Linked DNA regions of Mus musculus: regions 1 and 3 are each linked to region 2. A link is a loop called in an ENCODE intact Hi-C map of the cell type or tissue named here. Cell type or tissue: left cerebral cortex. All regions are shown on one strand.

What was found. Peaks named below come from ENCODE experiments on the same cell type or tissue, not always from the same donor. Only the 100,000 strongest peaks of a DNase experiment are listed, where the experiment ranks them.
Region 1: a loop joins it to region 2, with 2.1 times the contacts of the local background. A loop is called at or near these places in 6 of 42 quality-filtered maps.
Region 3: it touches region 2 in a loop (1.9-fold over the local background); 9 of 42 quality-filtered maps call a loop at or near these places.

What each region holds. Positions count from the first base shown.
Region 1 is chr11:6,593,607-6,601,606 of GRCm38, forward strand. Ccm2 (cerebral cavernous malformation 2) reads left to right here. Exons shown (of 10, transcript NM_146014.3): 8 at 1-134; 9 at 542-680; 10 at 2,475-3,155. The coding sequence ends at 2,755. It overlaps Nacad (NAC alpha domain containing), which reads right to left. Exons shown (of 8, transcript NM_001081652.1): 2 at 5,770-8,000; 3 at 5,430-5,629; 4 at 5,275-5,346; 5 at 4,894-5,040; 6 at 4,663-4,806; 7 at 4,399-4,521; 8 at 4,217-4,303. The coding sequence ends at 4,289. Among named protein-coding and RNA genes, the nearest start is that of Nacad, 8.4 kb to the right of the region's middle. In left cerebral cortex, a CTCF peak has its summit at 4,180 (motif pointing right); DNase peaks (open chromatin) are centred at 1,042, 1,405, 2,771, 3,678 and 6 more places; H3K4me3 peaks cover 976 bases; H3K27ac peaks cover 2,299 bases.
Region 2 is chr11:6,545,131-6,553,130 of GRCm38, forward strand. It overlaps Ccm2 (cerebral cavernous malformation 2), which reads left to right and starts at 1,757. Exons shown (of 10, transcript NM_146014.3): 1 at 1,757-1,899. The coding sequence starts at 1,870. It also overlaps the pseudogene Gm24000. In left cerebral cortex, a CTCF peak has its summit at 3,835 (motif pointing right); DNase peaks (open chromatin) are centred at 1,311, 1,663, 2,172 and 2,725; H3K4me3 peaks cover 1,999 bases; H3K27ac peaks cover 1,851 bases.
Region 3 is chr11:6,460,907-6,468,906 of GRCm38, forward strand. It overlaps Purb (purine rich element binding protein B), which reads right to left. Exons shown (of 1, transcript NM_011221.3): 1 at 6,693-8,000. Among named protein-coding and RNA genes, the nearest start is that of Purb, 11 kb to the right of the region's middle. In left cerebral cortex, a CTCF peak has its summit at 4,399 (motif pointing right); DNase peaks (open chromatin) are centred at 4,420 and 6,991.

The DNA.
Region 1 (8,000 bases), 48 kb after region 2:
TCCCGGACTCTGGGGATGTGGGAGGCCTGCCGCCCTTACCCTTCTGCATGCAGACATCACCCCATAGCAAGACTGTCAGTGAGAGCGAGCTGAGCACCAGCGCCACGGAACTGCTGCAGGACTACATGCTCACGGTAGGCAGTGGCCTCCTCACTCGCCTGGCTTTACTATTGGGTCTGGGGGGGCGGGGGAGGTCTGGGGGCCTGAGTTGGTGCTAGGCTGTTTGGTCTGGACCATGCTGGTACTGATTCGAAACAGCAGCTCTGCTGGTGCCTGGGCCTGATGCCTCTGTTTGAAGTCAGCCTTCTGGTTCTGTGTACCCCCAGGTCACCCTGTGTACCCTTGCTGTTCCACGCAGAGCTAGCTTCATTCTCTTTAGCCCTACTGAGGAACCTTTTGTTTCAAGACAGCAGATCTGTGTTTGCCCTGGTTCCTTGTGTAGCTCCTCTGTTGGCCCTGATGACAGACACATGGTGGCATTCTACCTCTACAGCAAGGCCACACTAAGCCCTCCTTACTCTGCACTTCTGTTCCCTCACAGTTACGTACGAAGCTGTCATCACAGGAGATCCAGCAGTTCGCAGCTCTGCTACATGAGTACCGCAATGGGGCCTCTATCCATGAGTTTTGCATCAGCCTGCGGCAGCTCTATGGGGACAGCCGCAAGTTCCTGCTACTTGGTGAGTGGGGCACGGAGGGCCGCTGGTCCCCTCTGGGAATGTGCAGAGTCCAGAAGGGAGGAGCTCCATCCCATGGGTCTCATCATAGCTTGGCTGAGGCTGCAGGACTGGCATAGGTACTTGGAAGGGCCCTTCTCCTTCTACTCAGAGCCTGAGCCTTGAGCTGAGCTGGTTGGGCTCTGCCAGGAAGTGAGAGAAGGCCCTGAGACTGAGTCTAAACAAAACCATCAGATCTCAACTGTGCTGCTGGCAAGAGTCCAGGCTCTTTAAGGGGGTACCTTTGTCAGTGGGTTTTGGGGAACAGGTAGAAATTTGTTGAGTGGAGAAGCAAAGACACCAACTAGACAGAAGGCGCCTCTCTTGTACATCTTTGTGCAAGACTCACAAAGTGCCTGGCACATCCTTCAGAGCCACTGCCAGTCTCGGTGTAAGGCTGCCACAACAGCCTCGGTGGAAGGAACAGTGCTGCCACATCAGCCTCCCCTCTGTGTCGTCCCCTGCTTCCAGCAGTCAGAACAGTGAATGGCTCAGCTCACAGAAAGCTCTGAGGGTCTTCCTGTGCTCTAGTAAACCAGGGAGGCCAGCTGGTCTTATGTTGTATAGGCCCGGTGAGCATCAGCATCAGCATCTACCTGGGGCTGTCTGTGGTGAGGAAGGACTAGAGACTAGACGTAGTCTGAGCACCTCACTCCCTGCAGGATCAGGTACCCAGCAAGGCTCACATTCCAGGTCCCTGGCATCTAGCCCAGAATGAACATTCAGAAGCCTGAAGCCAGCTTCTTCCCATTTTGTTCTCGGCTGCTACCTCTATGTCCGAAATGGCAACAGAGCCAGGCACGACAGGACCCAGATGTAATCTGAGCACTTAGGAGACGTGAGGCAGGAGGATAGCAAGTTCAAGATTAGCTTTGAGCTATATAGTAAGAATCTCAGAAAAAGTAGGTTGGAAGAAAGTTGAGCTGTGGATACCTGCTGCTTAGAGTCCTGTGTCTGGCACTGTTTCTAGGCCTCTCTACCACCTCCTGGCCCCCACCTAAGCAGGCTTTTGTAGGAATACAGAGTCTCATGCAGGTCAGGCTGGCCTCAAACTCTCTGTGTAGGGGAGGGTGACCTTGAGCGCCTTAGCTTCTGTTTCCTGCGTTCTGAAATTAGTAGTGAACATGATATGTCAGGGTTCTCTTAAAGGCTCCACCTCAGGAGAATGCGGTCTGTAAACTCATCTGATGTGTTCATGAAACCCTTATCCTGGCTGGGTGGGGGCCCAGCCTGCCTGCCCACATCAAGGTTTGGGATTCTGAGATAATGGTCTTCCTGAGTAGGACTGGTTTCGGCATGAGTCCTGGCTCTGAAGACAGACCTCATTGCCAATAGCTTTGTGGCTTTTGCATTCTGTCCTGTTAGATAGGGGCTTCGAGGGTCTGATGGCTGATGCCATGCCTCAAAGCTAGAGGGTGAGATTGATAGAAGGCAAGCTATTCATAGCTGGGGCCCTTGTCAGTCAGGTTTAATTAAACCTGGCTCCAGGGCACAGCTTGTGTGGTGTGGGGGTCCTGAGCCCCCTCTGGGGTTGGGGTCCTGAGCCCCCTCTGAGGTGTCACTCTGGGGTTGGGGTCCTGAGCCCCCTCTGAGGTGTCACTCTGAGGTGGGGGTCCTGAGCCCCTCTGAGGTGTCACTCTGGGGTGGGGGTTCTGAGCCCCTCTGAGATGTCACTTTGGGGTTGGGGTCCTGAGCCCCTCTGGGGTGTCACTCTGAGGAGTCACTCTGAGGTATCACTCTCGGGTTGTGTGTTGCCAGGTCTCAGACCCTTCATACCTGAGAAGGACAGTCAGCACTTTGAAAACTTCCTGGAGACCATTGGCGTGAAAGACGGCCGTGGCATCATCACTGACAGCTTTGGTAGGCATCGTCGTGCCCTGAGTACCACCTCCACATCCACCATCAATGGGAACAGGACCACAGGCAGCCCTGATGACCGCTCTGCGCCCTCAGAGGGGGATGAGTGGGACCGCATGATTTCAGACATCAGTAGTGATATTGAAGCGCTAGGCTGCAGCATGGACCAGGACTCAGCGTGAAGGAGCGGGACAGCACACACTTGTCTCACACAGCCATCCCAGGCCTTCCTGGGAGGAGTGCCCAGACCTGAGTGCCAGCCTTTCCCAGCTTGGAGCTAGGGAGGGGCTGAAGAGAAAGGTAGCTCTGGTGGCCAGGTCCTCTACTGTGAAGGAGTGGAGAGCTGCCACAGGACATGTGCCCCACAGGGCAGAAACCTCTGTGCCTATTCCTCAGGGGCTCAGCAATGCCTGTAGCATATCCCCACTCGGGGAGGGCCAGGGGCAGCTGGCAGGGGAGCCAGTCCTGCCGGCCTGGCCCTGGACAGCTGATATTTGCACATGACTTTCCTCTTCTACTTCTCAGAGACCTTAAAAACAAGTTTACTGCAATGTGAATAATTTAATCTCCAGTTGTCAAGCATTTTTTTTCCTATTCTAATTGGTTGAAAGCCATGTTGTCACAAGTGGGGAGGGGTCTATTCTGGCCCCTGTCTACTGGATCATGACTGCCCATAGCATCCTGGGCTGGGGTAGAAGAGATGACTGGTACTTCTGTTTTGGCTCTGTGGACAAGGGACAGGAGCAGGCATGTTGGTATCTCGTACACGCCAGGGCTGCCTTGATCTATGCATTCTGTGTATAGATTATTCCAAGGACAGTCCCATGCTCTGTCCCTGTCCCTAAGCCTCCTTGATGGTCAGAAGTGCACTGTATAAGGAAGAGGGCAGCCTACGAGCTGAGAGTCGGGGCTGCTGGAAGGCTGATGTGGGTCCTGTGGCCCTCACTCTGTCCCCTGCCAGTCAGCTCCTCACTTCCTGTCAACTTCATTCTGGCCTCTACCCTCTAGTCCCTGTGAAGCCCCCTAGCTACCAGGAGAGGAGGGACGTGACCTGGGGTCAGTGACCTGCCCTAGAAAGCTAGGCCGAGGAGACTGGTCACGTGCCTCTGTTGCCCATACTTGGGGAGGAAGCTCTGTGTACTAGACAGAAGGCCTGGGATGGTTGTGGCAGAGCCCTTGGGGCTCTTTGAACACCTCAGTTGTATCCAGCACAAGCCACAGTGTCCCTGGGATCTCATGAATGCTTTCCTCAGCAGTATTGTGGCTTCAGGACAGTATTTGACAGAATTCTCCTGTCACCTGTCCTGGGTCTAGACATGGGAGCCTAGGCCAAGGCAAGGCAGTCAAGACACTGTTGGCTGCTCTCTCGATTTACATGCAGCTAATTCTCTCCTTGAAGTGGAGACCCCACCAGGACACCAGCGGGGTACATGTGGAAGTAAAGGACCAGGGCAGCCGGGACAGGGGTTACATGGGCACGCTGCCAAAGAGAGGTGAAGGGACTCCGGGGGATGACAGGGCCACAGGGTGAGGATGAGGAGACACCAAGGGACACTAGAGGGCAGTGACCAGACATCAAAGGCCCTGATGAGACACCTAGGGGTGATGAGATGATACCACAGAACTGAGGGGACTCCAGAGGGTGATCATGTGACACGGCTTTATTGAGCTGCAGAGCTGAGGAGAGGCAGGACGCCCCTGCTTCCAGTCAGCAGCTACATTGTCAGTTCCTGCAGAAGAAGCAAGCGTCATGTTAGCAGAGGGTCTTTTGCGAAGGACCTCCCTAGAGACATCTGGGCTGAAAAAGGAGTCAATATGTGCTCACCATGATAGCATTGACAATATCACTGTGGTTGTCCTTCAGGGCCCGCACAGCCTTTGCCCGGGTCACATTGGCCTGGGCCATCACCAGTTCAATGTCACGAGGTTCTAGTCCAGCCTCCTCTACCTAGTGGAAGGGAATAAGGAGGTGGCTTAAGCTGCCTGAGACCCCTTGAAGCAGGGTGCTGCCCAGGCAGGGTAAAATCCTACCCTAACCTTCACCTCGCCCCCGGCACCCGTCCAAGTGTCTGGAGCCTCGAGGTCTCACCTCCTCATCTTCCTCCTCTTGCTCCTCACACTCTGGCCTCACACGGGGCCCAGGTGACAGCTCAGGGACCAGGGCTGAGGGCTCTGAGGGCACCTTGAACTTCTCTGCTGCAGCTTTGTGTACTTGCTGGGACAGGTCCTCGATCTGCAGTACAGACAGCTGTGTGAGGAGAGCTCACTGACCCCGGGGGCCCTTCCCCCAAACCACATCGCGCTCACAGCCACGACAGACCTTGGCCTCGCCAAAGACCACGTAGGTGTCTGAGGCGGGGCTCTTGAAGACATCCGGCTTGGCAATGACAAACAAGATATTCTTGGACTTCTGGATGGTGATCCTGGTGACTCCTTGAATCTGACGCAAGCCTAGTTTTGACATTGCCTGAGGCAGAGAGCAGGAGACTCAGGCCCTTTCTGGGGACCGGAAGGCTGCCCTTCCCCTCTATAAGGGCCTCCTCAGGACATTCCAGGGTTTAGGGGAGGGAGGGGTTACTAGATTGCTACCCTCTGCAGGGATAGGTATTTCACTGGCTACCGGGTTTGAGGGGCATTAGTGAGGGTGCCTCCCTTTATATATGTCCTCTCCCAGAGTCCTCTCGGGGGGCTCTCAGCTGACCTTTCGAGCCTTCTTCTCACTGCGGCTTTGCTTGGCTTTGGCAATGGTCTCCTCGTTGCTGCCTGCCGGGCCCTATAGGAAGGCGGAGGCTAAGCATCTGTAGGAGCTGGGCCGATGCTCACCCAGAGAGACCCACCCCGTTCTGGGGCCAGCACCTGTGCCGGGCACTGCGATTTCTGAGGTGAGAGATCCTGCTCACCCAGCTCACTGGACGACTCCCCGTGGCTCTCCGAACGCTGGCCGGAGCCTGGGGTCCTCTGCGCGTCTGGGGGAGGGGCGAGGTACTCATCCAGCTCACTGGACGACTCCCCGTGGCTCTCCCAACGCTGGCCGGAGCCTGGGGCCCTCTGCGCGTCTGGGGGAGGGGCGAGGTATGAGGGCCTCTTACTATGCAGAGGGTCCACCAGTCCCATCCTCTAGTGTCCCCCTGGGAAGAGTCCAGCTGGCCCAAGCACTGACACACACACACACCCCTCCCCCCACCCATCCCCTTACCTTCCTCCAGGCTGTCCTCATCCTTTTGTTCAAGAGCTGGGAACTCTCGAGGCCCTGATGGGTTCTGGGTCCCAGAGGGAGGAGGCACTTGGCAGGGGCTTGAGATGATGCAAGCCAGGTCTTTGGTATCTGTGGGGGCCACCTTGGGGTTGAGGGTGGAGTGAGGTGAGAGGCTGACACGCTGCCGGGCTCCCGGAGGCTTTGTGGATCCTGAGGTGGTGATGGCGGCAGCTCCCTGGGCTCCTGCCCGAGGCATCGGGCCACGCGAGGCTGGGGGCTTCTCTTCTTCCTCAGAGGCTTTCTGGGGAGGGGGGCACAGGCAGGGGTCTGGAGGCCCCGGGGATGATTGGGATGCCCTGTCGAGGGTACTGGGAGCAGGGTCAGGGTCCAGAAACCTATTCTGAGATGTGGTGAGCAGGTCACCAGCAGAGTTGTCTGGGGAAAGATTAAGGATACCAGGGGTCACCTTGGGCTGTTCAGCACTGCCCAGGCCCAGCATAGGCTCCAGATGCTGGAAGGGTGGTGCACACCTGCTAGTCTCTTCAGCGTAGACCCTGCTCAGTGTGCATGTGGCTCTCGCTGGGGACCCTGGGCAGGAACCTAGCCTGGCTTGTACAGATACAGCCACAGGCAGCCTGGGGCCTGAGGTGTCCTCGTTGCTTCTCAGCTGTGGCTGGCTGACCTCAGAGCGAGCAGCAGAATGTGCCCTGCAAGTCTCCACGGCACCTTGGGATGTTGCTGACTTGGGCCCATTTCCCTGCCCTGGTGATTTGGTGCCTCTACCACGCTTGTTCTTGGACCTCAAGGCCTCTCTTTGAGGTGAGTGGGTCTTGACCCCATCATGGGCTTCAAGACATGCTCCTTGCTTGGGTGCAGACATGTTCGCAGCTACTTTCTCCCCCATGCACGATGTGGGCTCAGAGGTCTTTGTGCTCAAAGTGGAATCTGACTCTTCTGGAGCCCCAAAGCTGTCACTCTTGTAACCTGGCTCTGAGCCATTCTGTTGGGCCTGGTTTGAAGCTGGGGGTGCTGAGTGTGGAGGAGGCTCTGCATCCCCCTCCTTAGGCACTGGCCTTGGTCCTGAGGCCACACCCAATTCCTGATGGGCCTCAGAGACAGAAGGCTTGGTCCCTGGGGTGTGGCCTGCTTCTCTCTGCAGGGCCTGAGAGGTGTCTGGAGCTATCAGCTCTGGGTCCGAGGTGGAATCTGTACCTCGAAGGGGTGGAGGTGCCATCACAGGGGTGTCCTGGGTTGCTGTGGCAATCCCTTCATCCTGCTGGGACTCCGGTGTGCCTACAACCACAGATTCTAGGTCTGAGGTTGACTCTAAGCCTTGCAGCAATGAAGGTGATGCTACTGGGGCAACCTGGGGTATGGTGACGCCCTCCTCAGCCTGCTGTGGTCCCAGTGTGGCAGCAACCTCGCGTTCTTGGTCCGAAGTGGGATGTGAGCTTTGTAGGGTTAGAGATGATGCTGTAGGAGACTCCTGGGGTACTGTGACAATCCCTTCATCCTGCTGGGACCTCGAGGTGACCACAACTTCAGGTTCTGGCTCTGAGGTGGGATCTGGGCCTTGCAGTGCTGGGGATGCGGCCACAGGGGAATCCTGGAGTCCTGGGGTACCTTCCTTAGCCCGCTGGAACTCATATGTAGCCACGGCCATAGCCTCTGGACCTGAGCTTGGATCTACACTTTGTGGGGATGGAGGTAATACCACGGGGACATCAGGGAGTACTGTGACACACCCTTCATTCTGCTGGGGCTCTAGTGCGACTACCGCCACAGACTCTGGGCCTGAGGTGGGAACTGTACTTTGCAAGAGTGGGGGCAATGTCATAAGGGGGTCCTGCGGTATTGTGACACCTCCCTCAGCCTTCCAGGGCCCCTCTAAAGCCACAGCCACATACTCCAGTGTCGAGGGAAGGCCCTGGCCTTCTTCCTTCTTCTCAGGAAGGACTGGACACAAGCTGGGGCTTGCTCCTTCCTGCAGATCTGGAATTGCCTCTGCAGTGAGGGGCTTACAGCCTAAGGTGGTGCTTATCCCCTCCTGGCAGGGCTCAGGAAGAGCCTTGGATACTTGTTCTACAACCAGGTCAACTTTGTTCCCCACCCAAGGGGTCACTGTGGGAGTTTCCTCCACCTGGGGGCCTGGAGCTGCTTGCTGATCAGGAGGTGTCCTCATAGCTTCAGACTCTAGGCCTAGAGTTAGGATCTCTTCTGCTATTTCTGCA
Region 2 (8,000 bases):
CTGCCTGCTTCTGCCTCCCAAGTGCTGGGATTAAATGCATGCACCACCATGGCCCAGTTTAGTATTAGTTTAGGATCAGTAAATTCCATACTGTGGGTTGGCATAACAGCAAAACAAAGACCTGTTGGGGTGCCAACTTGCTTTTGAAAAATCACCTGATCCTCTGAAATTGTTCTGTGAATGTGGTAACTATATATGATGTCTGTTAACTATGTAGGTGCTGGAGAGATGGCTCAGTGGTTAAGAGTGCTGGCTGTTCTTCAAAAGGACCTGGGTTCGATTTCCATCACCCACATGGCAGCTTACCACCATCTGTAACTCCAGCTCCAGGAGTTCTGACACCTTCACATAGATGCATATGCAGGCAAAACACAAATGAAAATAAAATAAAAATAATTTTAAAAAATCTATAACTTTACTCTGGCAGGGCCCGAATGCCCGTGCTCTTGTAATTTTTACCTTCCTGATGTACCAAGGGTAGGAGAGAATAAAGCTTTAAAATTTTACACACACACATTACACATAGTTTTGGCTTGGGTGTGAGATTAGTGAACATAGAGGCTTGGGTGGACCATAGGGTCCATAACTTTCCAGGGAACCCACAGCCATACCCTGTGAACTGCCTCTCAGCTATCATGTTTTAAATTTTATTTTCATTAAACATTTCTTCTTAGAGGTGTAGATCTGGAGGCGAAGGAAGTTGAACTTGAGCCTTAGAGCATGGATATGATGACCTGGCCATTGTGAACCCTGATTTCCTTATACCTTCCAGCTTCCCAAAAGCACCTTTGCATTTGTGTGTGGGTGGCTGAAGCCTAGATTAGAAACACCATAAACTCAGGAATGTGAATATCCATCAGAATGCTTTTTTTTTTTTTTTTTTTTTTTTTTTTTCGAGACAGGTTTTCTTTGTATAGTCCTGGAACTCACTCTGTAGACCAGGCTGGCCTCAAACTCAGAAATCCGCCTGCCAAATGCTGGGATTAAAGGCATGCGCCACCACTGCCCAGCCAGAATACTATCTTCAAGATGTTTTAGGACAACCCATACAGACAACAGGTTGCATACACTACCTAGAAGGTTGCTGTTGGCAGCTATTGTACATTTTTGGATTCTTTTATGAGACTCTGGTCCAACGGTTGATCCTGAACTCATTTTCCTGTCTCTAGCAGCCAGGTGCTATGATTACACAGGAGTGCGCCGCCACGCCCAGCCAGAATAGAAAGTTACTAGAAAAGGGTTTCCTTGTGGCTCAGAGTAAAAAGAGAGGGATGCCAAGTGGCAGCGCGCCCAGAACCCGGATTGGAGACTGACTCTGTCCCTTCCCAGGGGCATGTGGCCCGCCTCCCTAATCGCGAGGCAGGCTGGGAAGTCGGCCACCCTAAAGATGGCGGCAGAATTGAAAAGTTGGAGCCACTCCCGCGCGGCCCTGAAGGGTTCGGGAGAGCTAGGGATGGGGGGGGGGGTACTGGGGCGCCTTTCCAGAGGGGATGGGAAGGACTGGGGTAGGCAGGTGTGCTCCTCCCGCCCTGAGGAGGCATGGAGGGGCCCGGGGTGACCCTGGGTCTCTTCAGGGGCTTTGGGAAAAACAGGGAATCGCCCTTCTTGGTATCGCCCTCCTTGGGCCCAGCGAGTGCCTCTAGGCGGAAGTGCGGGAGCGCCGAGGCAGTGGGCGGGGCGTGAGGGGGCGGGGTCTCCGGAGTGGGCGGGCTCCCTAGGTCCGGAAGTGCGGGTGGGGCGCGGCCGGGGCGGAGACTGCGGGCGGGCCGGCGGCGCGGTGAGCGCGGGGGTGGCGGGCCCAGAGCGAGCATGTAGCGGCCGCTGGCAGTGGGGCTCCCGGGGCGGGCCGCGGGGGCCGCACGCGGCGACATGGAGGAGGAGGGCAAGAAGGGCAAGAAGGTGAGCGCTCACCGGCGCGTCCTGCCGCCGGGCCGGGGCGTGGGGTGGGGGTCCCTCGGGGTGGGCGGGCGGGCGGGCGGCTGAGCGGGCAGGGACAGCGGTCAGGTGGGCCTGCGGCTCCCGGAGGAAGTGCCGCGCCTTTCCGGTGGGGGCGTCCCCTTTGCCGCTCGCCCCCGGCCTGCTCCAGACGGCCTGTCAGGGGGCCCGCCTTCCCCGCGCGCCGGCCTGGGGCCACAAAGGAAGTGGGCCCAGTGAGGGGCCAGAAGGTGGCCTGGGCTGGAACTTGGGCCACTGGGCTGTGCCGTGACCGGCGAGGCTTTTGCTGCCCACTTGGCTTTGTTTTTGGATGTCCAGTAAAAGCAAAGATGGACTTAGCTTTTCGGCGGGTTCTCTCGTCGACTGTCGCTCCTATTTAATACCACTGAGTGATTTTAGTGACGTTATGTTTGGCAGTAAGATTTAGGACATGGTTCAAGAGGCTCCTTCGTTTCTGTAGTTTAAAAATGTGGCTTTAATTACAGGCTTGAGTAGTTGATAAAGAACATTTTAAGAAGCCTGGGAAGACCATGTGGGAATGAACCGCTTAAACTGCCTTTAAAGCGAAAAGTGGGCTTTGATAAAATGTATCCCTTTCAAATAAATGCTTTGCAATCTTCATGTTTGCCTGTCATTTTCATTTGATAAATGTGTGCACGTTGTGGACAAGTTTAAAACAGACTTTGATGTCCTAGCTCAGCACCACCCGGCCTCCTTGTAGCCTTTAATTGGCCACACCACTCACCACCTTGTTTTAGGAGGTGTCCCATTTTTCAGAAAGTCTTACTTGAAATAGAGTGGCCAGGTGGCCTTCAGGGAATCCAGGCCAGCAGCGCTGCCCCCACTTTCTTTTGTTTGAAGACAGAAAGTTGCACTTGTTATTTAGATGTCCTGTCAACTTGTTACCTCCAAAGATGGTTTAAAGCTGGGAAATGGGCCCAACAAAGCAATTCAGCCTACAAGTATAGAAGGGGTTTGAGCATTGTAAAAGGACTTAGCTAGAAAAGAGGGTGCTGTTGAGGAAGGACTTGGCCCAAGTGTGGCTGATGCTGAACCGTGCCAGCTGGTCTTTGCAATGCCAGTAGCCTACATCCCTGGAGACATTGTATTTGTCTCACACTCTAAGTGCCCTGTAAGACACCTGGCCCACGTTCTTGTTTGGGACAAATTGCCTGGCGGTTTATGTTGTCTTGTATATCATACCAGTTTGGGTAGAAGGCTGAGGAGCAGAGAGAGGCATTAAGACTTCCCCCTGAGCTTTTGGATCAGTAGCAAGACAATCTCTTTTTGTTTTGTTTTTCAAGACAGGGTTTCTCTGTGTATCCCTGGCTGTCCTGGAACTCACTCTGTAGACCAGGCTGGCCTCGAACTCAGAAAGCCACTTGCCTCTGCCTCCCAAGTGCTGGGATTAAAGGCGTGCACCACCATGCCCAGCTCTTGTAGCAAGACAATCTTACAGTTATATGCAGTGAAAAAAAAATAAGTACAGAAAAAGGCAGTGGTTAATTTCAGTGTCTCAGTTAAAGGAGATAATGCGTGTGTAGGGATCTATGCTAGCAGTTGTAGGCATTCTGTCACCTGCTTTAGTTTGTTCCCTGTAAACAAGTGAGACAACCTTTGGGACCTGAGTTTCTATGTAGGCCATGACTGAACACAGTTTACCAGGTATCTTCCTATAAGGAGCTTGCAGAACCTTCCTAATATGTTTGTCTTTGAGATACACTTTCTCTGTTATGTAGCCCTGGCTGTCCTGAAACTCAGATGTCTAGATCAGGCTGGCCTTGAAATCACTGAGGTCCTGCCTTTCAGTACTGGGTTAAACGCTGGGCTACAACACCTGACTTTTTTATTTTTATTTTATTAAAATTTATTTATAATACATAAGTACACTGTAGCTGTCTTCAGACGCCACCAGAAGAGGGCACCAGATCTCATTACGGGTGGTTTCTGGGATTTGAACTCAGGACCTTCAGAAGAACAGTCAGTGCTCTTACCAGTAGAGCCATCTCGCCAGCCCCCCTCCCCCTTTTTAAAGATTTATTATTTTATGTATATGAGTACACCATTGCTCTCTTCAGACACACTAGAAGAGGGCATCGGATTTCATTACACATGGTTGTGAGCCACCGTGTGGTTTCTGGGAATTGAACTCAGGAAGAGCAATCAGTACTCTTAACTGCTGAGCCCTCTTTCCAGCCCTATACCTGACTTCTTAAGGTGCTGTTTAATATGAAGTATCTCCTCCAACTTAGGAGTTTAAGTGTTTTTCTCCCCCCCCCTTTTTTTTTTTTAAAGATTTATTTATTATACATAAGTTCACTGTAGCTAACTTAAGATACACCAGAAGAGGGCGTCAAATCTCATTGTGGGTGGTTGTAAGCCACCATGTGGTTGCTGGGATTTGAATTCAGGACCTTTAGAAGAGCAGTCAGTACCCTTACCCACTGAGCCATCTCGCTAGCCTCTTAAGTGGTTTTCATAATGGTCAGTTAACAAGAGGTACTTGTTTTAAACATTTAATGAATTCATCCCATTTCCTACCAAGACAGATTCCCTGTGTAGATCTGGGTGTCCAGGAACTGGCTCTGTTGGTCAGGCTGCTCTTAAACCTAAGAGATTGTCCTGTCTCTGATGGGACTAATGGTGTGCACCACAACAGCCTGGCTACAAATTCAAACTTTTAATACATTTTACGTTTGGACGTTTAAATGCACCCAGCTCTTTCAAAAAAGTGCAGACGAGCCTATGAAAGTATGAATGGGTGCTGAAGATGTAGTTTGTTTGGTGTAGTGCTTGCCTGCTAGGTATGAAGCCCTGGTTTGGATCTCCGGTGCTTAGGATGCTCCAGAGGCATGATGGTATATTGTAACCCTGGCACTTGGGAGGGGGAGGTCAGAGGCTCACAAGTTCAAGGTCATCCTTGGCAGCTTACTATGGACCATGGCCAACCTGGAATATAAAAGAACCTGTCTCAAAACTGGATTGGCAGGCCCTTTCCAGGTCTCTGATACTTGCTGTCTTATCAAGCAATAGTTTTACTCTGGCCTTTAATTCAGACAGAGAGATCAGTGTACTGCTGGTGATACCAAGGACCAAGTAGATTTTCTGGAAGTGGCCCCAGGTGTTGTCCTGCCATATTCAAGCGACTATAGCAACAAAAGTATGGTGACTGTATATCTCTATCAAACAGTCTGTTGAACCAGTTATGTTCATGAACCCGCAGTCATGGAGATGCAAGAAAAGCTAGAGAGCTTGCAGAGCTAGCTGTTGTAGAGCTGGATCAATCCCAGGCCAAGCCAGAGGAATGAGTGCATCAGAAAAACTGGCTGACGTTGTGGGCCTTGTGAAGGGCTGTAGAGTGACCACTTGATGTTTGTAGAGTGGCTGGTACCTCTCAGACTGAAAGACCTGTGTTTGGTGAATGAGGCTCTTGTTTTTATATTAAAAGTTTACTTTTAATTGAAATTTTTAATGATTTATTTTTATTTTATGTACATTGGTGCTTTGCCTGTGTGTACACCTGTGTGAGAGTGTCAGATCCCCTGGAACTGGAGCTACAGGCAGTTGTGAGCTGCCCTGTAAGTGCTGGGAACTGAACCCTAGTCCTCTGGAAGAACGGCCAGTGATCTTTTTGTTTTTAATTAACTAATTTATTTTATTTATATCCCAAACGCTGCCCCTCCCCCTTTCTGGTCTTCCCTCACAGAGTCTCCTTCCATCCCTCTCCCCTTCTCTTCTGAGAGTGTGGGGTTACCCCTGCGTATCCCCTCTCTCTGGTGCATCAAGTCTGTGCCAGCAGCCAGTGTTCTTAATTGCTGAGCCATTGGTCCAGCCCCTTTTAATTTCGTATATGTGCATGTCTGGGTCTGCTCAGGTACGTGTGGCTACCTGCGAAGGCCAGAGGTAATGAATCTCCCTGGAGGTGGTCTTAGAAGTAGTTATAAGCCACAAGATAAGATGTTGGGAATTAAACTAGAATCCTCTTCAAGAACAAACAGTAAGTGGTTTTAACTCCTGAGCCATCTCTCCATACCTGAATAAGCCTCCTATGTATTAAATAGTCTCAGATCTTGTATATTGTAGTATTATGCTATACTGTATATGATGCAATGTAACCTTCTCTGCCCTCCTTTGCCAAGACAGGGTCTCACAAAGCCCAGACTAGTGTGAAACCTACTATGTAGTCAAGTATGGATGACCTTTAACTCTGATCTTTTGCCTTCCTCTGAGGGCTGAGATCATAGGTATGCACATGGGGACTAAATCCAGGGCTTTGTGTGTGATAGGCATTCAGGCATTCTATCAATTTAAGCTACATTCTGTTTTCTTACCCTTTTTTTTTTTTTCTCGAGACAGGGTTTCTCTGTGCAGCCCTGGCTGTCCTGGAACTCACTTTGTAGACCAGGCTGACCTCGAACTCAGAAATCCTCCTGTCTCTGCCTCCTGAGTGCTGGGATTAAAGGTGTGCACCACCACACCTGTTTCTTACCCATTTTTTAAAAAAATATTTATTTATTATATGTAAGCACACTGTAGGCTGTCTTCAGACACTCTAGAAGAGAGCATCAGATTTCGTTACGGATGGTTGTGAGCCACCATGTGGTTTCTAGGATTTGAACTCAGGACCTTTGGAAGAGCAGTGGGCGCTCTCAACTGCTGAGCCATCTCACCAGACCCTTTCTTACCCATTTTTAAGGACAGGCACTTAACAGACCAGGCTGGTCTAGAACTCATTTTGAAGCTAAGAATGACTGAATTATTCAACTTCTGACCCTCCTGCCTCTGCCTTCGGAGAACTGGGATTGCAGGCATGTACCTTCTTGTCTGGATTTAAGGATTGTTGGAATGACCCCAGGGCTTTGTTCAAGCTAGGCAAATGCTTTGCTAATTAAACTATATCCCGGACCCTCAAATTAATCCCTCACTTCTGTGTGTGTGTGTGTGGGGGGGGGAGGGGTGGGGTGTGGGGTATGGTTGTGTGTGTAGTTGTGTGTGTGTGGTGTGTGTGTGTGTGTGTGTGTAGGATCAATCCCACAAGCTTTGTGCATGCTAGGCAAGAAATCTACCAATTGTGCTTCATCTCTAGTTCCTCTTTGGTCTCTACTGTGTAGACTTGGCTACCTCAAACTTACTGGCTTTAAATTTGTGACAGTTTTCTTCCTAGGTATTGAGATTGCAGGCATGTACCAACACATCTGGCTAGTAAATACTTTTTTAAAAAAATATTTATTTATTATTATACATAAGGACATTATAGCTGATGTCAGACGCACCAGAAGAGGGTGTCAGATCTCATTACGGGTGGTTGTGAGCCACCATGTGGTTGCTGGGATTTGAACTCAGGACCTTTGGAAGAGCAGTCAGTGCTCTTAACCACTGAGCCATCTCACCAGCCCTAGTAAATACTTTTTAAAATTATTATTTTTAATTTCTTAGATTTCTTATGTATATGAATGTTTTGCGTAAATGTATGTTTGTCCACCATATGTGTGCAGGTGGCCAAGGAGGAGAAAAGGGTGTTAGATCCCCTGGAATTGGAGTTACAGAAAGGTGTGAGCTGCAGTGTTGGGGCTGGAATGGAACCCTGAGCTCTCTGTACGAGGAAGAAACTCTCCAGCCCCTTACTTAGTTGGTGTGTCCACTAATTGGCATATGGCAGTCAAAGAATAAATAACCTGTAGGGTGTGGGACTAACGCCAGTTCCAGGGAATTTGATGCCTTCATCTGGCCTCCATAGGCACCCAGTAAGGGTGGCATACACTCAGATACACACACACACCATACAGATAGATTTCTTTTTCCTTGAGACAGAGTCTGACCATCCCTGGCTTGTGTGGGATCTGGGGCTACTACTGAAGGTCAGTCAGAAGCTGAGAAGCAGTAGAGACACCCATAAATCTGCTGAGACTAATGGGCTACAGGAGATTAATGTTGGTCTATGTACACTGAAGCTGTTATAGAGGTGTGCTGCAGTAATCTGCTTACTTACCCATTAGATGAATGTTGGTCAGCACCACCAGTGCCAGGCACAGACAGCCAGCAGCTTCGACCTAGGAAGTGCAGCC
Region 3 (8,000 bases), 84 kb before region 2:
GGAGCCCAGGTTTGATTTCTAGCATTCAGGTGGTTGCTCATTTCAGTGTAACTCCAGTCCAGGAGATCTGACATCTAGCCTCTGTGGGCATCTGGCCTGCATGTGGTACACATACATACATGTGTGTGTGTGTGTACATATATACAAAATTTACTTTTTAAACATGGGTTTCTTGGCTGGCCTTGAGTGCTCTGTGTAATAGTGAAGATGATCTTAAATTTTTTGTTTTGTTTTGTTTTTTTCGAGACAGGGTTTCTCTGTATAACCCTGGCTGTCCTGGAACTCGCTTTGTAGACCAGGCTGGCCTTGAACTCAGAAATCTGCCTGCCTCTGCCTCCCAAGTGCTGGGATTAAAGGCGTGAGCTACCACAGCCCGGCTGATCTTAAATTTCTAATCTTCCTGCCTCTGTCCCCGAAGTGCTGAGATTATAGTCATGTGCTACCATGCCCAGTTTTTGTGATACAGGGAATTAAACTCCAGGCATCATGCATGCTAGGTAAGCATGCTATCAACTGAGCTGCATATTATATTTTATGTATGTATGTATGTATGTATGTATATATGTATTATGTATGCATTATGCATGTATTGGGGGTTGAGTGCACATGCACATATATATGTTGTATATGAAGGCCAGATGTCAACACTGGATGTTTCTCAGAGGCTATCAGCCCTATATTTTGTGACAGATTCTCTCACTGGGACATGGCACTCACTGATTTGGCTACATGGTCTAGCTAAGGAAATGCACCTATCCAGTGTTGGGATCACACACAAAATGCACCACACCTGGCTCTTCATAGGGAATCAAGAATCAAAGTTCCCATGGTTTCATAGCAAGTGCCTTTCCATTTAAGTTATTTCCCCAAATCCCAGAATATAATACTTTTTATAGACAAAAACCTCCATTCAGAAGGGCCTCAGCAGAGCAAGTTCCACATAAAGGAAAGACTCAATTCTCAGGGGATTTTGTATTGAAAAATATAGACATCTCAGTGCACGTACATTTTCGGTTACTATCTTTTGACTTCTAGTAGAGAGCACCCAACCTTGAAAAAAATTTAAAATTTGTCTTCATAGTTTCTTTTAGTTTCATAAAATGTAAACATTCCATAATGTGAGCCCTTATGATTGTGTTTAGTTCCAGTGATAAATGCAAATTCCAGTTGAAAATGGGAGTTATACTTAAGCATGATGGCACTTGTAATCCCAACACTTGGCAGGTTGAGGCACAAAGAGCCGGAGTCCAGAGGCAGCATAAAGTACACAAGGACACCACGTGAGGTCTCAGCAGAGGAAAAGTTTTATTATTAAAAGAGTTTTTGCTAACATGGTGCCTCAGTCCCAGCACTCTATGTAGAGGTGGAGACAGGTGAATTTCTGTGAGTTTCAGGCCAGCTTTTTGCATCACAGGTTCTAGGACAGGCAGGGCTACATGAGATTCTAACAGGGGAGGCTTGCGAGGTCCTTCTGTGCCTAGGCAGAGGTCGGCAGATCTCTGTGAGTTCCAGACTAGCCTGATCTACAGAGTGAGTTCCAGGGCAGCCAAGGCTGCATATAGAGACCTTGTCTTAAAAAAACAAAAACAAGACACAAAACAGCAACAAAAACACTCTCCCACATAACAACCAACCAACCATAACAACCAGACTTCTGATTTATTGAGCTTCAGCTACGCCATCATGCATAATAAAAATGAAGGTGGCATCAAGGTGACTTCTCAGCTGTAACAATTACGGTTCTCTTCCCCATAGCCTCCTTCCCTGCTGTCTGGAACCATAAGGAAAAGACACTGCTTCTCCTCCTACTGTAGTGCTGAGCTCCTGATGTTACAGAAACGCATCTAGTCTCTACTTCTTGGGTGTCTGATAAGTCCTCCTAGGTGACTGACAAGAAGGTTAAGTGTGTTTCATGTTTGCCGCTGCAATGCACCAGGATTTGTATAACCATGTGACTTCAGAGTTGTGACTGCAAAGAAACTTCTCCCCTAAATTATTTTTACAATTAATGTAAAAATAGTCTACATCTAGATGTAAGAAGGATTAAGGCACACCTGGTTCTGGTAAAGATGTAACCTTTCACCAATTAGACTTTATTCAGTTTTCTCTTATGTTGTCTTATGATAACTTATTATAGCTGTAGTTAAAAATGGTGAGTCTCGGGCTGGAGAGATGGCTCAGCGGTTAGGAGAACTGACTGTTCTTCCAAAGGTCCTAAGTTCAAATCCCAGCAACCACATGGTGGCTCACAACCACCCATAATGAGATCTGACACCCTCTTCTGGTACCTACAGTGTACTTAATGATAAAAAAATAAATCTTAAAAAAAAAAAATGGTGAGTCTCGGCAGCTAGAGAGATGGCTCAGTGGTTAAGAGCACTGAACGCTCTTACAGAGGTTCTTGAGTTCAATTCCCAGCAACCACAAGGTGGCTCACAACCATCTGTAATGGATCTGACACTCTCTTCTGTCATGTAAATTAAGCACTCATGTACATAAATAAATTTTAAAATCTTTAAAAAAATGGTGAGCAGGGCGTGGTGGCGCATGCCTTTGATCCCAGCACTTGGGAGGCAGAGGCAGGCGGATTTCTGAGTTTGAGGCCAGCCTGGTCTACAAAGTGAGTTCCAGAACAGCCAGGACTACACAGAGAAACCGTCTCCAAAAAAAAAAAAAGTAATGGTTAAAAATTAAGCTGTGAGCTCTCATATGGGTGCTAGGAATCCAACTCTGAAAGAGGAACCAACATTTTTAACCACAGAGCCATCTCTCCAGCCCCAGCTTACTCATTTTAAATAAATGTGTTTACTGAAAGGGAAATGTCTGCCTCCAGGGAGGAGAATGGATTTGTGTGGTGCAAGCATCTAATGGGTTCTCTCAGATCCAGAGTAATAAACACACTTTCTGTCAACTCTACAGACACAAGAAATTTCATTGCATCTGGGTTGGAGTGGAATTTAGAACAAGAAATTGTTTTTCAACTTAATTTCTGCGTAAGAGTTGTGTGTCTTGTGGCAGCTTAATGATAAAATGTGGGATGGTGCTCAGGCCTTTGACCTCACCACGCAGACTATGTTTTGCTTTGTATTTTGAGGCAGGGTTTCACTATGTAACTCTGGCTGTCCTGAAACTCACTATGTAGACACCAGGCTGGCTTTGAACTCACAGAGATCAGCCTCCCCCTGCCTCCCAAGTGCTGGGATTAAAGTCACACAAAGCTCTCATTTAAAATTCCGTGCAGGTGTGGGTATGACCATGTGAGTACAGGTCAGAGGCTATCCCAGTTTGGTACTGGGTATTGCATTCACGCCCTCTGCTAGAGCAGTAACCACTGAGCGATCTCTCCAGCCCATATTTTCTTGATAAAAATCAGTGCATTTAGCCATGCAGTGGTGGTATAAGCCTTTAATCCCAGCACTCAAGATGCAGAGGCAGAGAGATGCCTGACTTCAAGGTCTCCTGGTCCAGAGTGAGTTTCAGGACAGCCAAGCTGCACAGATAAACCCTGTCTCAAAACAAAACAAAACAAAACAAGACAAAACAACCCAATAAGTAAATAAATAAACGAACATATAAATGCAATAGCCACTTGTCAAATGTTGTGACTTAATAGCACCCTATGGCAATGTTCAAATGGACGTATACTAACTCATCAGCAGCTGCTACCTTCACCATCTTTACAGAGCTTTGGAAAAACCTCTCTCGCTGAGGTTAGTTTGGTTTTGAGAAAGACTCACGTTGCCTGGCTCTAACACTGAGATCTAAATCCTTACAGGTCACAGGTATAGGGATCATACCTTTCTGGTGTTTTGTTTGTGTTGGTTAGGTTTTTTTTTCCAGACAGGGTTTCTCTGTATAGCCTTGGCTGTCCTGGAACTCGCTTTGTAGACCAGGCTGGCTTCGAACTCAGAAATCTGCCTGCCTCTGCCTCCCGAGTGCTGGGATTAAAGGCATGCGCCACCGGCAGGGTCATGCCTTTCTTTCAGTTTCTCTGCAGCTGTCTCTTGTAAGGAGCAATGCTTGAGTTAGGAATGGTGCTGTTGATGACAACATCTATTGCCATTTTAGTGCTTCATAAATGCTTTCTACTGGCTAAACCGTGACTTCCACCCAAACTGTGGGCCATGTCTTCTACATCTAGTATAACATATAATAGCTACTCAATAATTAACCGAACTTATGAATAATCTAACCTCAGAACAGTTACTGAGGGGCTGGAGAGATGACTCAGTAGTTAAGAGCACTGACTGCTCCTCCAGAGGTCCCGAGTTCAACTCCCAGCAACATTGGTGGCTCACAACCATTTGTTATGGGATCTGATGCCCTCTTCTGGTGTGTCTGAAGAGAGTGCTTATATACATAATATATATTTTTTAAGAAGTAACTGAGATTTTGGCCATGACCACCAGGTGGCTCTCGTTTCCAAAAGTCTCAGTGCTTCCTCGGAAGCTAGGTTGGCCTGGCAACCCTGAGAAGCTTCAGTGTGCCAAAAGATCCTGCTCTGAATACATCTAGGGGGTTTCGTTGGTTTTTGTTTTGTCTTTGATAGGGTCTCTCTACATAGTCCAGGCTATGGAACTCACTATGTAGACTAGTCTGGCCTCAAGCTCAGGCAGATCCACCTTCCTTGCTTCCCAAATGCTAGGAGGATTTAGGGATGAACTAAACCTGTCAGTTGATCTGTGCTTTAAAAAAATCTTTTAAACCGGGCGTGGTGGCGCACGCCTTTAATCCCAGCACTCGGGAGGCAGAGGCAGGCGGATTTCTGAGTTCGAGGCCAGCCTGGTCTACAAAGTGAGTCCCTGTCTCGAAAAAAAAACAAAAACAAAATCTTTTAAGCGTTTTATGTGTATTACCTGCTTGTGTCTGTGTGTAATACCCAGAGAGGCTGGGAGCACGAACTAAATCCCCAGAAACTGGAGTTACAAATAGTTGTGAGCTACTGAGTTGGTGCTGGAAGTCAAATCCGGATCAGTACGTGCTCTTAACCATAGAGCCATCTCTTCAGCCCCTCCTCCCATTTACTTTTGATTCATGGTCTTGCTATATAGCCCAGGTTTACCTCAAAATTACGTTGATCTTCCTGCTTCAGCCTACCAAAGAGATGGGATTAGGTATTCCACCACAACCTGCTTTACAGTTTTATTATTTTCTGTGTATGTGTGTGGGTATATACCATGGTGCACAGGTGGAAGTGTGAACCACCGAGGACAAGTAAGGTCAGTTCTCTCTTTCCACCATGTGGGCCCTTGGGATGGAACCTTGGTCATGAGGCTTGGCATTAAGTGCCTTTACCTGCTGAATCATCATCCCCTTTGTACTGTATCTCATCTTTAAGTTCAGTCCTTAAATCAATAGCATCAACACTGCCAGAAGGATTCTTAGAACAGCTTCTTTCCTAGGTCCAAACTCAGAATCCATGCTGCAAGGTCTTGGGCAACTGAAGTGCAAAGTAAAGGGGTCTCTGTGTAAACCCACCCCAGGGATTTTAGCCAAGGACCTGAAGACAGTGCTGGAGGATTGTAGTTCCGTCTTTCTCATCATTCTGCAAGCACCATAGCAGGCTGGAGGCTCAGGATAGCTGTACATTGAGGACTGCTTTGGCAGAAACCCTTAAGACTTTAATCATCGCCCCTTCCTTGTACCTTCAGATCCCACAAGGCACTGCTTCTTAGCTCTCACTACACAGTAAAACCACCCTGGGGAAGCTTATCAAGGTCCACACATCAGATCTCATATGTCTCCAGATTCTGGCCCAGTTGACCCGGACATGAGAACCCAGAACTCTCTCAACTATCCTGTCCCTGTCCCTAATAACCAATGCCAGACTGCACAAAGGCATATTCACAGAAAAATTATGTGTATGCACCTAAGTGTGGTCTCTGTGGATAAGATTAATAAACTTTTTGTTTTTTTGAGACCAGGTCTTACTATGTTATGGCTGGCCTAGTATTTGTCATGTAGGCCAGGCTGGCCTTGAATTACCTGAGATCTACCTACTCAGATTAAGTCTGTGCCACCACTCCTGGCTAAACTTCCATCTTCCCCAATTCCACCCTTCATTTTCAGAAATGTCACTTACACAGACTGATGTCTGGCACAAGTTCTCCAGGCTGATCAGAATTATGAGACCTTCTCCAGGAGTCCAGCTGACAAAACTTGATATAGCACGTGTTCACTGTCCACTTAGTCTTCCAGAAGTCTATGGTGTGCTCCAGGAGTCAAATGGAATGGTGTCATTACTCTGACAGTGGATCATATGTATGACTGTCTTAAGAAACCTCCCATTTCTAGTATGATAGGTACCCATGGCTATATCCCAGAAAGATTCCCTTGGATATGGATACAGCAGTTCCTGAAACAAAGAGACTGAGACTCTCTGGCCAAGACCACTGAGCACCATCTTCTTGTTTTCCCTCTAGCATTTGGGCAAGAGAAGACTGGCCTAATTTGCTGCTTAGTCAGTTCAATGTAAACGAGGGAACGTCTGAGGCAGCAAGTTTTTGTGAGCCCTTCTAATCTGCTCTGACTTATTCAACAGAAACCCGGATGATCTGAACATGGCTAGATTTCAGGTCACTTCAAGTGGGGACTTCTTCAAACCCACAGCCATTTGTGAACTACAAAGGATGATAATAGTTCCTTCCCTAATCACCATGCAATCCCTTAAATAAGAGGCAAGGGCACAAGACTGTCATTCACTTTTCCGCATACTTTATTTGTTACAAACATACAATTTTTTAAATATAGACTGTAAAACTCCATTTGCAAAAGTCTGCTATTGGAAGGAGTGCACACCAGCAGGAAGGATTCTTAACTTTATTTCTATGAGTTTTTCTGTCAGTTTTGCTAGTTAGTGGTAAATACGGGACCCGCCATTTTACAGACCTGTCTGAAGCTTCTGGCTGTATTCACATTGCTCTTTGAAGCAGCCCTGCTTGTCTCACAATTTATCAGAATCTGAGCTTCAACCTACAGGCAGTGAGATCACCAGCCCGTCTGGACTCTGCTTTGAACGGTTTTCAGGAAGTGTGGTTTCTGGATGGGTACTGCACTTCATGGATTTGTTTGAATTGCCCATGCAGCTGTGTTTGTTAAAGTGCATACTTCTTTTAAAAAATAAGAGGAATAATCTTTACTCTTTAACCAAGGTACTTAAAAAAATGAACTTTTTGGTCTCTCAGCAGATATTTCCCAAATTGATCCTATCGCTACAAATTTTAGTGTTCTATTTACAAACGTTTATAGGGTTCCGGGTGGAGGGGACCTTATAAAATCAAAGGTGCAGCTTCACTTGAAGCAGAAACCAGCTCTACAGACCCATACACAGGCATACACACTGGTTTACGATGCATAATAAGCACGTTGGTATTTACACAGAGACTAAAGACATTCCCAAACCCTCTTTAATTCCAACCTAAGCTAATTGTACATCTAGACCAGGAAGCTGTCTCCTGCTATCAAGATTTGGTTTGAACTCATTCAAATTACTTCTGAAGATTCCCAACTAGAAGGACATTAAGTCCCAGCTTTGGAGTGAAGAACCTAGCCTAACAGAGCCACTGGCAGACAGGATGGGCAGTGAGATTCCTACAATACAAAGTATGTCATCTGCACTTTATTCACAAGACTGGTAAGACATCTGCATAAAGATTCACAAGAGTAAATGCCTAATACAACTGTTCTAACTTCAGGGGAAAAAAAAAGTCCAAATACACTGACAATCTTAATTTCAAATATCAAGGTCACAGAAAAATAACTAAAATATACTTGCCTGCCAAAAAAATATGCAAAACCACAGACTCTGTAAAAAAGTGTGTCACGCTGACCTACAGCCAAGTTTCTAGACTTTTGGCCCAACCTCCCGACTTTCCAGACTCCTGAGGACTTTGGTTCAATGGATAGTGACATGGGCTTGGAGAAAAGGGTTTTACAAAACCTCCAAATTCCCACATACACCATGCTCAGAGTATGCCCCTGCTCATTTTCTTGGACTTTCC